Regions from separate parts of the Homo sapiens genome. Here region 1 is linked to region 2. A link is a contact called in ENCODE Hi-C or POLR2A ChIA-PET data. All regions are on one chromosome and are shown on one strand. The core of a region is the stretch at or near the end of the contact, and the rest is flanking DNA. Distances in the headings are between cores, read along the strand shown.

Region 1 (5,975 bases), core at 2,327-4,826, 140 kb after region 2:
ACATTTAACATTTTGCCATCTTCCTCACACATCAGGCATTTCCCTGTTTCCATGACTTTTGCAAATGCTGGTCCTTCTGCTTGGCTCACTCTCTTTCATCTCTACCTGAAAAAAAATCCAACTGCTCCTTCAAGGCTCAGCTCAAATATCCCCTGTTCTGCAAAACTGTCTTTAATCCATCTGCCCCCACTGCCCCCAAGGAACTCCCCTTGGGCTCCTATGGCAACTGCCCATCAGTCTATTCAGCACTTACTATACAGCATTGTCATTTTCTGCTCACTGGCTCACTCTAGACAGGGAGCTCCAGGGACCCCTTTCCCCTTCTCCAGGTCCGGCAAAGAGCAAGTGCTCAATTAATATTTCATGAACAAATGCATCGTACTGTGAGTGACAGAGCAGGGCAACTGAACTGACACTAGTTGAGCTTCAGGTTCAGTCCATTTCTTTTATATTTTTTGAGACAGGGTCTTGCTCAGTCACTCAGACTGGAGTGCAGTGGCATGATCATGGCTCACTACAGCCTTGAACTCCCGGGCTCAAGCAATCTTATCACCTCAGCCCCCTAAGTAGCTGAGACTACAGGTATGTGCCATTGTGCCCGGCTAATTTTTTATTTTTTGTAGAGATGGGGCCTTGCTATGTTATTAAGGCTGGTCTCAAGCTCCTGGCCTCAAGAGGTCCTCCTGCCTGAGCCTCCCAAAGTGCTGGGATTATAGGCATGAGCCATTGTGCATGACTGATTTATTTCCTAAAACAGCATGCTTTTATTTAAAATAAGGGCAAGTTATTTAACTATGATGCAATTAAGAGAAATAATTATGTATAATTCAATTATGATGCAATAATTTATCATAACTGCATCATAGTTAAAAGATGCCAAGTTACTGTAAGATCAGAAGACCTACGCTAAGGCACAGTGGTACGTGAATGCACTTGAACTATTGAAAGCCGCTGTCAGACTCCACAATGGCTTTCATTTTTATTTATTTATTTATTTATTTATTTATTTTATTTATTTTTTATTTTTATTTTTGAGACAGAGTCTCGCTCTGTCGCTCAGGCTGGATGGAGTGCAGTGGCGCGATCTCGACTCACTGCAAGCTCCGCCTCCCGGGTTCACGCCATTCTCCTACCTCAGCCTCCCGAGTAGCTGGGACTACAGGCGCCCGCCACCACGCCCGGCTAATTTTTTGTATTTTTAGTAGAAACGGGGTTTTACCGTGTTAGCCAGGATGGCCTCAATCTCCTGACCTCGTGATCCGCCCGCCTCAGCCTCCCAAAGTGCTGGGATTACAGGCGTGAGCCACCGCGCCCGGCCCATTTTTAAAACATTTATAAACAAAAGAGGTTTAATTGACTCATAGTTCTGCATGACTGAGCAGGCCTTAGAATCATGGTGGAAGGCAAGGAGAAGCAAGGCACATCTTACATGAGGGCAGGAGGTGGCGGGGCAGAGAGAGAGAGCGCGCCTCAATGGCTTTCAATAGTTCAAGTGCATTCACACCAGGCGCATTCCTGCGCTTGAGATTCCTAGCATCAGCCAGGAGCGGCTTAGTGGGAGAAAGAGCTGCGACGGTGATGATAGTGACATTCCAAAGTTTTGTGGCAACATGAAGGAGGAGGTGTGTCTGCGCTTGCACAGTGACTGCAGCCCTTGGGCAGATGTGGAGAATGTGTGAGGCTAAAGGCTCCCACGCAGCATGGGGCATGGGGAGCCTGAATGTAAGCCCCAGGGCAGGAAGTTTTGCCTATTTGCTCACCGTGTAATCTCCAGCATCTAGAATAGCATAGTAGGCCTTTGGTAAATATCTGTTGAATGGAAGGACTAAAATTAGTTCTGGAAGTGTCTGGGGATGGGGCTTAAGTTACCTCTGCAGGGTCTCCAAGGCTAAATCCTTTTCCTGAGTTAGAAAAACAGGGCTGTTCTCACTGAAGTTTTGGCCTTCAGAGTGTGATGAGGAGTGCAAAGGGGCACGGGGCAGCTTCAAGGACAGGGCTGGGACCACAGAGGGTGAGAAAAGGGCACAAGGGAGGAGGGGTGCTCCCAAGATGGCAGCCCCTAGAGATCTGGGCTGGGTCTTGCTTTCCTCCCTGGGGCCAGTGCAGCAGGAGAGGGTGCTGGGTAGGGGTGCTGGGGGCTGAGAGGACCAACCCAGCTTCACCAGGCCCAGAAGAGAAGATGCACACAGGGAGAAGGCAGCTGTATGCAGTGGGCTCAATAAAGAGGATTTGGGCTGGGCGTGGTGAGTCATGCCTATAATCTCAGTGCTTTGGGAGGCCAAGTGGGGAGGATGGCTTGAGGCCAGGAATTCCAGACCAACCTGGGCAACACAGCAAGACCCCATCTCTATGATACATTTAAAAAAAAATTAGCCAGGTGAGTGGTGCACACCTGTAGTTCTAGTTACTTGGGAGGCTCAGGTGAGGGGATCAGTTGAGCCCAGGAGTTCAAGGTTGGTTACGGCAAGCACTCCAGCCTGGGTGATGGAATGAGAAATGAAACCCTGTCTCTAAATAAATAAATAAATAAAAAGATTTGCCTCTGTATAACAGGAGTTTGAATTTAGGGCTCAAAAAGTCAAGTACATTCTCAAAATCACTCAGAGAGTGACAAAATCAGGATTCAATTTCACATCTTTCTAATTCCAGAGCCTGACTTTTTTTCACTCCGCTAAAAAAAGTGACGTCACAGGCACATGGCAGGCATGGAGCCCCAGGCGAGCCAGGTCTCAGTCTGGGTCAGTGTAGCCCCAGGGCTGGGATCAGAACCACAGTCGTTCTGGAGACAGGGCCAAACTAGGGTTAGAGGTCAGGGAGGCCAGGCCTGAGAACAACAGGCTTTCCGGGCTTTGTGCCCCCAGCCAGACACAGTGTCCTGGGATTGGTGGCAGGGCCTGCTGGAGCCCCCAGCTCCCTCTTTCCACCCCCCATCTAGGGCCTGGCCTGACCTTCCTCCCCAGGGCAAGGAACTGGCCTGGCTCTTATCCTGGAGGAGGCTGCAGCTGCTCCTGCAGCCCTGGTCCCAGCAGACAAAGGCGCTTTCTTTCCTAGTACAAGGTCTTGATTGCATGTTGCCCTGGATCCAAAAGTTCCTATGGAGGAAGCAGTTTCCTCCCAGGGTGTGTGTGTGTGTGTGTGTGTGTGTGTGCACGCACGTGTGTGCTGGGTTTCAGGGAGTTGGGCTGTCAGGGAGTGCAAGCCCTCTCCCAGCCTCCTGGGTTTAGCCTGGCATTGCTCAATCTGCATCCTTTGTGTACATCTCTAAGTGTCTATGCATGTGTGTGTACGTGGTGGTGTGTGATTGTATGTATGAGCATGTTTGTGCATGTCCCTGCAGCTGCAGGTGCGACTGCCTAGTATGTACCTGTGCATATTTCTGTACACATCAGCACATGCTTATACACAGTCGCAAGCCTACGTATCTGTGTAACTTGTGTCTGTGCCCACATGCGTTTGGGGGTGTATGCATATGTTTCATGTGTGTGTCTACATGAGACACCTGGTACCAGGTCCCTAACTCTGCTGCCTCTGGCTGTGCCTCCCCACACCCTCTGCTGCTGTGTGGGGGCTCTGCAGTATGCAAGTCCTCCTAAAATAGCCCCCTTTCTTCTTCCCAACCCCCGGCCCCGCCTCTGCATTTGTCTGGGAACAACCTGGCCTCTTTCAGCTCTGGGAGGAAGACAGGTTTGTACAGCTTGGCTTGGCCCATACACTTTCCAAAACTCTCTGGCTCCCAGCCAAACTCTTTATAAAAAGGCTCATGGGGAATAGCCTAACAGGAAGGTGGGAACTCTGCCTGGGGGGCTCAGGAACCCTGCTCCAAGCCCCAAGATTAAATGGGAGCATCAGTCAGCTGAACTTCAGCCAGAGACGGCCCTGCAGCCTGAAGGTGAACTTGGTCAATGGACCCTTCACCCCCAAAGATGGGGACACAGCATCTCAAGGTCTCATGTCCAGGGTGGCAGAGCTCGGAGGGGTCCCAGGGCTCAGGCAGCTCAACTCCCCATGGGCACACTGGAGGGAGAGGCCCAGAGTGATGCCCCAGACCAGGCAGGAGCTGAGCCACTTCCTAGCATCCTGCAGCCCCAGGCCCTGGTGACCCTGCCATGGATAACCCTGGGTCTGCCTCTTCTGCAGGGAGGTGGGTGCCACTGCCAGACTTCAGAGTAGCAGGCTCTGAGCCTGGCTGGCCCTTTTGCTCAAGGCCTCCTGAGTCCATATCACAAAGTCAGTGTTTGAGCACAGGGTTGGTTTACCCAGCACTTGCCTTACTTGGGGTGCAGGGGACCTCAAGCTGTTTCTCCTAGTCCCACTGAGGCACAAGAGAGGGGCTTTCTGTACTGCTATCTCCCCTACTGGGGCTCAACCCAGTCTTTTTTTTTTCTTTGAGACTGAGTCTCACTCTATTGCCCAGGCTGGAGTGCAGTGGTGCAATCTTGGCTCACTGGAACCTCCGCCTCCCGCGTTCAAGTGATTCTCCTGCCTCAGCCTCCTGAGTAGCTGGGATTACAGGCACGCACCACCATGCCTGGCTAATTTTTGTATTTTTAGTGGAGACGGGGTTTCACCATGTTGGCCAGGCTGGTCCCGAACTCCTAATCTCAAGCGATCCACCCAACTCGGCCTCCCAAAGTGTTGGAATCACAGGTGTGTGCCACCGTACCTGGCCTCCACTGGGTCTTAAGGGTGCCCTAGGGTGAAGATGGGAGGGCAGTCCAATGGGTAAGACCCTATCTCAAGTGGATGCTCAGGGCACAGGTGGCACCCCCCTCACTGGTCTGTCACAGGAGACACAGGGGCTGCTGCTGGAGATGCCACAGCCGTGTGGGAGGGGCAGGCTGGTGGGGCAACTGAGGAAGAGGATCCCAGAAGCCTGGGTTCAGACATGGCTCCAGGGGGCTCCTGGGTGCTGGAAACAGACGAGACACCCTCAAAGAGGCTGGTTCCTTCAGTCCATCCCCACTGACCGCTGCCAACCACCCCTTTCCTCTTCCCTTCAGAAACCTTTTTCCAGGCGGGAGGGATGGTAGCTGGGAAGCTTTGCTCTTATCTGGCATGTGCCCAGGCCAGGCACCGAAACTCAAAAGCCAAGCAGAGAATCTTTTTTTGTCTGCTTCCGATTGTCGTACCTTGTCCCTGAGAGACACTCATGGACCAGCCCAGCTTGAAAAGGAGCCAGAGAACACAAGAAACAACCAGTAACTCCAAAGAAAGGTCAGGGTTTCAAGAACATTGTGCCCCCCCGGTTGACTGTGCAGAGCAAGTACCTCTTTGGATGGAGGTTTTATTTCTTTGAACTCTTGTTCCTTACAGAGGCTGGGAGTGGTTGGGCCCACAGGGTGGGGGTGGTGGACTCCTTGTCCTTGGGCCTGTTTTGGGGATGCTGGGTTGCGCACTGGGAGTGGAGTTGGTGGGGGCTCTGAATTCTCCCACGCTCAGTCTAGGGATGGGAGCTGCCTCTTTCTTCCCTCATGGGATGCTAATTATCCTCAACTTGTCTGGGAGAAGAAAGGAAGTAGCTGCAGGGGCTTAGCCAGGAGGAACACCTGCTCCCCTGCCCCACCGCCCTCCAGCTCTCCCTCCCTCCCTCCTTCCCTCTCTCTCAGATGCACACCAACACTAGGAGTATCCTTATATACGTATGTGCTGCTTCTTGACGGGGAAATTTGACAAGGGACTGGGGTGAGGGTAGGGGTGTCTTCTACCTGGGGAGGCCCAAGGGGCTGCGGCTGGGGCTTTCCTCAGCCTCATACAATCCACCGCCCCGCCCCCAACCCCTGCCCAAGGCACTCACGGTGCCTTGTGCCTCCGGGCTCTTTGCCGGTCTGGAAAGTCTGGGATCTGTGAATGGAAAAGCCTGGGTCAGAGCTGGAGTGGGGAGTGGGTGGGGGTTGGGAGCTGTGTCTACAGAGTTTAGAGTTTTCTTGGTCTGAGCCAGGAAAGAGTCTAAACACCCAGCAGTGCTGAGTCCTTGC
Region 2 (6,302 bases), core at 1,464-3,963:
GCCTGAACCCAGGAGGTCGAGGCTGCAGTGAGCCAAGATCATGCCACCGCACTCCAGCCTGGGTGACAGAGGGAGAACCTGTTTCAAAAAAGAAAGACTTGCTTAATACTGGGCAGCTCAGTTATAGCAAGTACTAGTCAAGGGTGGCATGTCACTGTGTTCAGAGTTGGATGAACCTGGGTTCTAATCTGGACTCAGCTACTTCCTAGTGTAGGTCATTTGGGTCTTGGGCAAAGTATTGAACCTCCCAAACCTCAGTTCTCTTTTGCACAATGGAAATCATCTGAATATAGACAAGATAGGGCCCACTATAAAAATTAAACAAGATAGTCTGTGTGGAAGTATCTTTAACAGGCATTAAGTGCCTGTTAAGTGTCTTTAACAGGAGAATTAAGTAGCATGTTCAGGCTTTTTGCCTCCTTCCTCTTCCCCTCCACTCCCCAGTGACCAACTTGCACCCTGAGTAAGGTTTTGCAGCACCATCCTTCTCCTGTGGCTTGTAAACCTCTGCAGTAACTTCAGCAATCTACACTGCCTGCACCCTGCCCTCCCTGTATGCTCCCCTGAATCACAACCATATTTGCCTTTCTAGAGCACATATCATTGTCTTCAGTGATTCCCTGCAGGACAAAGTCTGCCCACTTCAGCCTGGTATCATGATCCTGTCTTAGTCTGGTCCAACCCACCCTTTCTGAACAGTTCCTTACAAACCCACATCTTCCTACCTCAACTCTGCCTAGGCCATTCCCCTGCTTCAAGCTCTTACAGAGCCTCCCATGGCCTACAGTATAAATTCCTAACTGTTTCAGGTGGCATTTGAGACCGATGGTATCAGGTCCCTGCGCCTCTCCAGTTTCACTGTCTGCTACTCGTTTCCCTCCTTATACTTTACACCCAAGCGTAAATCTACTTATAGTACCTGAAACCCCATGCTGGGTCATCACTCTTCAGCTTTACATATACTCCTCTCTTTGACGAGAATACTCTTCTCATCCATTTGGCAAATTCTTCAACAGACTTCAAACCTCTCTCAAATGCCTCTACTTCTGTGGTACAGTCTGTCCAGAACTGTGTCTTGTACATTTTTCTACTACTTTGCACCTGTGCCTGTCATACAACGATTTCTCCAGTTTCTCCGGTTTTTTTTTTGTAATTCACTGACCATTATTAATGTCTTCTCTGCTAAAAGTATAACAACACTCAGCTTTGCACAGAGCAGTTACTTGGGAAATGTTTGCATTGCTGAACACAGGCAGCTTCCAATCTCATGGGAACATCAAATGAAATGCAGAGGATACATGCTATACAACACAGTCAAGAGGACTGAAAGCAGGCAGCAGGAGAATTCCACAATATTCCTGTTTAAAATGTTAAAATGTTGGTGGCTGCCAGAGCTCAGGAAAAGAAAATTTTTTTATGTGGTTACAGCTCACTCTAACGAGTCAATTACATTGACCTAAAGCCCATGGTGCTCAAAACTGTATTTCTCTCTCCAAAACCTCATTCTTTTATAAAGCTCCCTCCTCTGTGGAATGAATGTGGGCAATCGCTTTTGCAGTGTTTGACGATGCCAGTTTATGGCTATGTTTTTCTGTTCACTGAACTGGCTCATTTCTTCAGGAGAACAAACTGTTCTCCACTGAAGCAGGAATTGGCTGGGTTCTAACAAAAAGATTTTTCCCCCCTGACAGTGTTTTTGCAAAAGACCCAAGTCAATTTATAGCCAAGTAACAAAAGGTCAGAAAGGTTAGTCAAGCAATGGGCGTAATTCCTGTGTGTCACAGCCAATAAAGGAAATGGGTGGGGATAAATAGTATGCAATTTTAACCTGAAATTATTTGTGCAAAACTATTCTTGTAAACTATACAAAATTACCCATGACTTCCACTATATAGGATTTCTCACTCTGATTTTTTTAAAGGTACATTTACTTTGGAAGAACTGAGATGACCTCAAATTCCTCATTCACAAATGGAAAATGTTAAAAACTTTCTTCACACTAATATAAGAAAAACTTGGTCATTGTTTTGCAGCCCTGAAACAGAATTGTTCACATAAAAAAAAAAATCTCATAGTTAAGTCACAATTAAATACAATTTGCATGACTGAATTTAAAATAAATTGCAAAATTCCCTTGCCAAAAGGGAAACAACATTGACCAAAAGGATAGGTCAAGAAAAGACCCTACAAAAGTGACAGTTCCTCTGTTTTAATCATGCTAAAAGTATAACAAACTACTGCATTATTCAGTGAGCATAAGAACAAGAAAAGCCTGCCTTTAAAGCAGACACGAAGAACTGACATCACCAGCCAAGCAAGCGGAAGGCAGATGAGTAATAGCCTGCACTGGGCGGCCAACCAGGCCCAGGCCCATCAGTCTGTGGAGTAAGAAAGCCTTTCAGATATCAAGGTCGTTGGGAGGCCTCCTTCCCCCAGTTCTCCAATACAAAGTCTAATCTACTCACCATTTAAAACAATCTTAGCATCCAAAAGATGAATGGTTAAATAGAACCCTGTCACCGTTCAGACAAGATGGTCTAAACCCATTTCTCTCCCCACCTCCTTGTAAGCACAACTGTAAATCCTGAAAATAACACAAAAGGCAACCAAAGGAGAAGTCTGAAAGAAAAAGGAAGGTGAATTACTTAGGGACCCAGGATTGGAGGAACAACATAGCAGCACATCTTATGACCACACCCCCATTCAATAGAAGAAGGTGGCCGAGGGTGTTTCCCAACCCCCAACCTAGCAACAGAGGGCAGCAGAGGATTGAATGGGAGTTCTGCCGACAATACCAAGCCAGCTGGAAGCACCAACAAGGGGGATAGCTCAGGACCCCACTAACAATAAAGCAGTCTGGGGAAACACTTTTCCCCCCAACTACAGGGCCCCCAGGAAGCAAGCTGCATCCCAGCAGGATGGAGACTCCCTCCTCTACCTAGATATCAGGCAGCATGGCCTGGGGAAACTCCTTACCCCCATCAGACAGCACCAACAGGGACTAGTGGGAGCCGTGGCAGCACCAGATAAACCAAGTGGACCAAAAGAGTACTGCAAAGGCTCTGAAAAGTAAATCATCGTTGGAACCACAAGAGTAAATCCCAGCTCACATGCTGCATCTAAACACTGTGACCGCCTGCTAAAATGGAAGATTTAAATAGGACCCAGACTCTCTTAATAGACAAAATGTCCGAAGTAGATTTTAAAAAATCACCTGTTGGCCAGGCGTGGTAGCTCATGTCTGTAATCCCAGTACTTTGGGAGGCTGAGATGGTTTAATCATTTGAGGCCAGGAGTTCGAGACCAACCTGGGCAACATGGCAAAACCATGAAGATGGACTGAAAACAGACAGAACCTCCAACACTTATGAAACAATAGCAAAAGATCCAATATTCATATTATCAGAGTCACAGGAGAGAATAAAAAGAAGGGCTGAAAGAGTATTCAAAAAGATAATGACTGAAAATTCCCCAAATTTGCTGAAGGACATAAACCTAGATTCAGAAGGTGAACATATCCCAAATAGGATAAACTCAAAGAAATCCACACTAAGACACATCTTAATTATATTTCTGTAAATTAAAGACAAAGAATAACTCTTGAAAGCAGAGAAAAACAACATACTACCTATAAGGGAATATCAAGCGACAACAGGTTTCTTATCTAAAACCATGGAGGCCTGGCCGGGCACACTGGCTCACGCCTGTAATCCTATGACTTTGGGAGGCCAAGGCAGGCAGATCATTTGAGGTTAGGAGTTTGAGACCAGCTTGGCCAACATGGTGAAACCCCGTCTCTACTAAAAATAAAAAATAATAACAAATAAAATTAAAAAATAAAACCATGGAGGCCAGAAGGAAGTGGCACAACATTTTTATGGTTAAAGGAAGTTTTTCAAACAGAAAGGAAATGATTAAAAGAATTCTGAAGCATCAAAAGGGAACAGAAAACAACAGAAAAGGCAGAAATATGGGGAGATATATATATATATAGATTATCCTCCTGTAGTCCCAGCTATTTGGGAGGCTAAAGCAGGAATATTGCTTGAGTCTAGAAGTTCACTTCTACCCTGGGCAACATAGCAAGACTCTGTGTCTTAAAAAAATTAAAAATTAAAAGGGGGAAGGTAAAGGGACCTGAATGGAAATCAGGTTTCCACATTTCACTCAAAGTGGTAAAATACTGATCATAGTAGACTACAGTAAGTCACATAGGTATACTGTAATACTCAGAGCAACTGCTAAGAAAATAATACAAAGAAATACACTAAAAAAACTATTAGAAAGTCAAGATAAAAACCTCTCAAAATGTTCAAGTAACCCAGAGAAAGACAAGAAAAGAAACAGTAAATAATAAATGGCAGATTAAAGCTCTAATATGTCAATAATTAGCTTAAAGATAAATGATCTAAATACACCAACTAAAAGGCAAAGACTGGCAGAGTAGAATAAAAATACAACCCAACTATATGCTGTTCACAAAAACTCACTTCAAATTCAACAAAATAGTTAAGCTAAAAGTAGAGTACTGTCTATAGAATAGATAGAATAGCAATGCTTATTTTACATTATGCTTATCATTTTTGATACAGAAAAATATTTGGATAAGACATGATAAATAAATACATAAATATCCTAAAAGTGAGATACAAAATATATATATATATATAACATGGCTTTACACTGTATGTAAGCAATTTCTAAATTAATACCTAAAAGGAATGATATCAAGATATCACTAAGGGAATCTCAATTATCTTCATTATTCTTTCCTATGTTTTTCAGATTATCTACAATAAGAAAGAATGGCTTTTATAACTTAAAAAATGTTGTTTTTTCCAAATAAAGCAGTCTATTCAAGATAACTGTATTGCTGCCTAGGGAGGAGGAAATAGTCTTTATCATTGCTAGCCACCATTAATGTGGATCTTTCTACTGGTGAGTTGGCTGTCTATACCTGCCTTACCCTCCAAAAGACCAGAGGCACAGGGCAGAAGGCCTGAAAGACCAGGAAATGTCCTCTTTTCAGACTTTGGGTATGGGATCCAGGGAGGAGGGGCTGGGAGTGGGAAATGAGAAGTTAGGGAGCAGAGGGATAGGGGACAGGGGCTAGAGAGAAGACAGTACAGACAGTAGAGCAGGACTACTGGATGCCTGCCTCACTTCTAGTGGTTTCCAGAGTCATTGCTCTAGGTCTTCTTAGGCCTCGCCACTGAGCTAGTTCCTGTGTTTTCTTAATCCATCACCTGAGACCATGTGAGTACGTCTTAGTCCCCTATGGCCCAACAGAGCCAAACCCAGGTGTCATCCCGCGATGCTGGTGGCCACAGCCCAGAAGAGGAAAGTCTTCATTTTATACTGCCAAGTAAGTCTAACTGTAACATGCCCATCTTATTTTTCAGTTTCTCTCTAACTTTATCCAGGAGTCTTGTGACAGCCTTCCTACCATATAACATGCCCAATCCCTTTTCTGGCATTTTAAGTAAGAAATTCTAAAGTAATCTTCAGTTCTTCCTCACCCATTACTTATATATACAATATATTATTATAAAGGAGACAACACAGAATATAGAAGGCAGATTTCTAAGGTCCCCTATTAGAGGTTTATAATTCTTTTATAAAATGTTATCTTTTCTCTTCCTCAACACAACAAACGAACCCCATTAAAGTCAAAACTGAAAACTCTGGCCAGGAGTCTGTTATATGTAAGATGCCTCCTTGTTGATGTTGCTATAGTCCTAATTAACAGTCGACAGGACATTTCAAGACTTCTCACTCTTATCACCAGTCCTGGAAAAGTTGTCTTTTTCTATAACTGAGGACATGGAATCCCATCTCTAGGGCCACACAGGATAAACCAAAGCCAACCTTGACCTTAAGGAAATTTGTAAGGACTGCAGGACTATTTTAGTGCCCCCACCCTTGCCATCTCTCATGGTCAAAGTACCAACAAGAAGAGGAAACACAATTTTGCAAATACTTTAGCGTATATTATTTGAGACCACATTCACAGTTAAAATAAGCTTTTATTTTACCTGTTGTCTTGGTTTTTGGGACTACAGTAAAAAAAAAAAAAAAAGTATGGACTTGGAGTAAAAGTGTCCCTATTACTTATTAGCTGCATAGCTTTGTAGCCTCTTTGTCTATAAAATGGAAATAATTATGTATATCTTTTGTGAGGACTGAATAATGTATCACTTATAAAAGTTCCAGGTGGTCTCCTGGTTCCATTTAATATTCCTACCTTGGTTTCTTTTTTCCATCTACTTCTCATTTATGTTTTCTTCTTGTATTTTATGGAC

What was found. Hi-C counts contacts between places; a loop is a spot of excess contacts on that map. ChIA-PET counts read pairs that join two places held with the same protein, here RNA polymerase II (POLR2A). Pooled maps may share reads with other maps.
Region 1: a loop to region 2 is called in a map of heart left ventricle, with 1.9 times the contacts of the local background. The contact joins two enhancer-like sites. A Hi-C loop is called at or near these places in 6 of 168 maps with a recorded cell type or tissue (dorsolateral prefrontal cortex, heart left ventricle and naive thymus-derived CD4-positive, alpha-beta T cell) and 9 of 50 pooled maps. POLR2A ChIA-PET finds 5 or more read pairs at or near these places in 2 of 52 experiments (GM10248 and activated T-cell).

The regions. Positions count from the first base shown.
Region 1 is chr20:41,390,255-41,396,229 of GRCh38, forward strand. No RefSeq gene overlaps it. Among named protein-coding and RNA genes, the nearest start is that of EMILIN3, 26 kb to the left of the region's middle. RefSeq lists an enhancer at 1,419-2,084. Within about 2 kb of position 3,577, at least 11 of the 41 ENCODE cell types and tissues checked have a DNase peak (open chromatin) inside an H3K27ac peak, as active enhancers do; they include dorsolateral prefrontal cortex and heart left ventricle, where a contact is called at or near this core.
Region 2 is chr20:41,247,183-41,253,484 of GRCh38, forward strand. All of the region lies in intron 2 of ZHX3 (zinc fingers and homeoboxes 3), which reads right to left. Among named protein-coding and RNA genes, the nearest start is that of ZHX3, 67 kb to the right of the region's middle. Within about 2 kb of position 2,714, at least 26 of the 41 ENCODE cell types and tissues checked have a DNase peak (open chromatin) inside an H3K27ac peak, as active enhancers do; they include dorsolateral prefrontal cortex and heart left ventricle, where a contact is called at or near this core.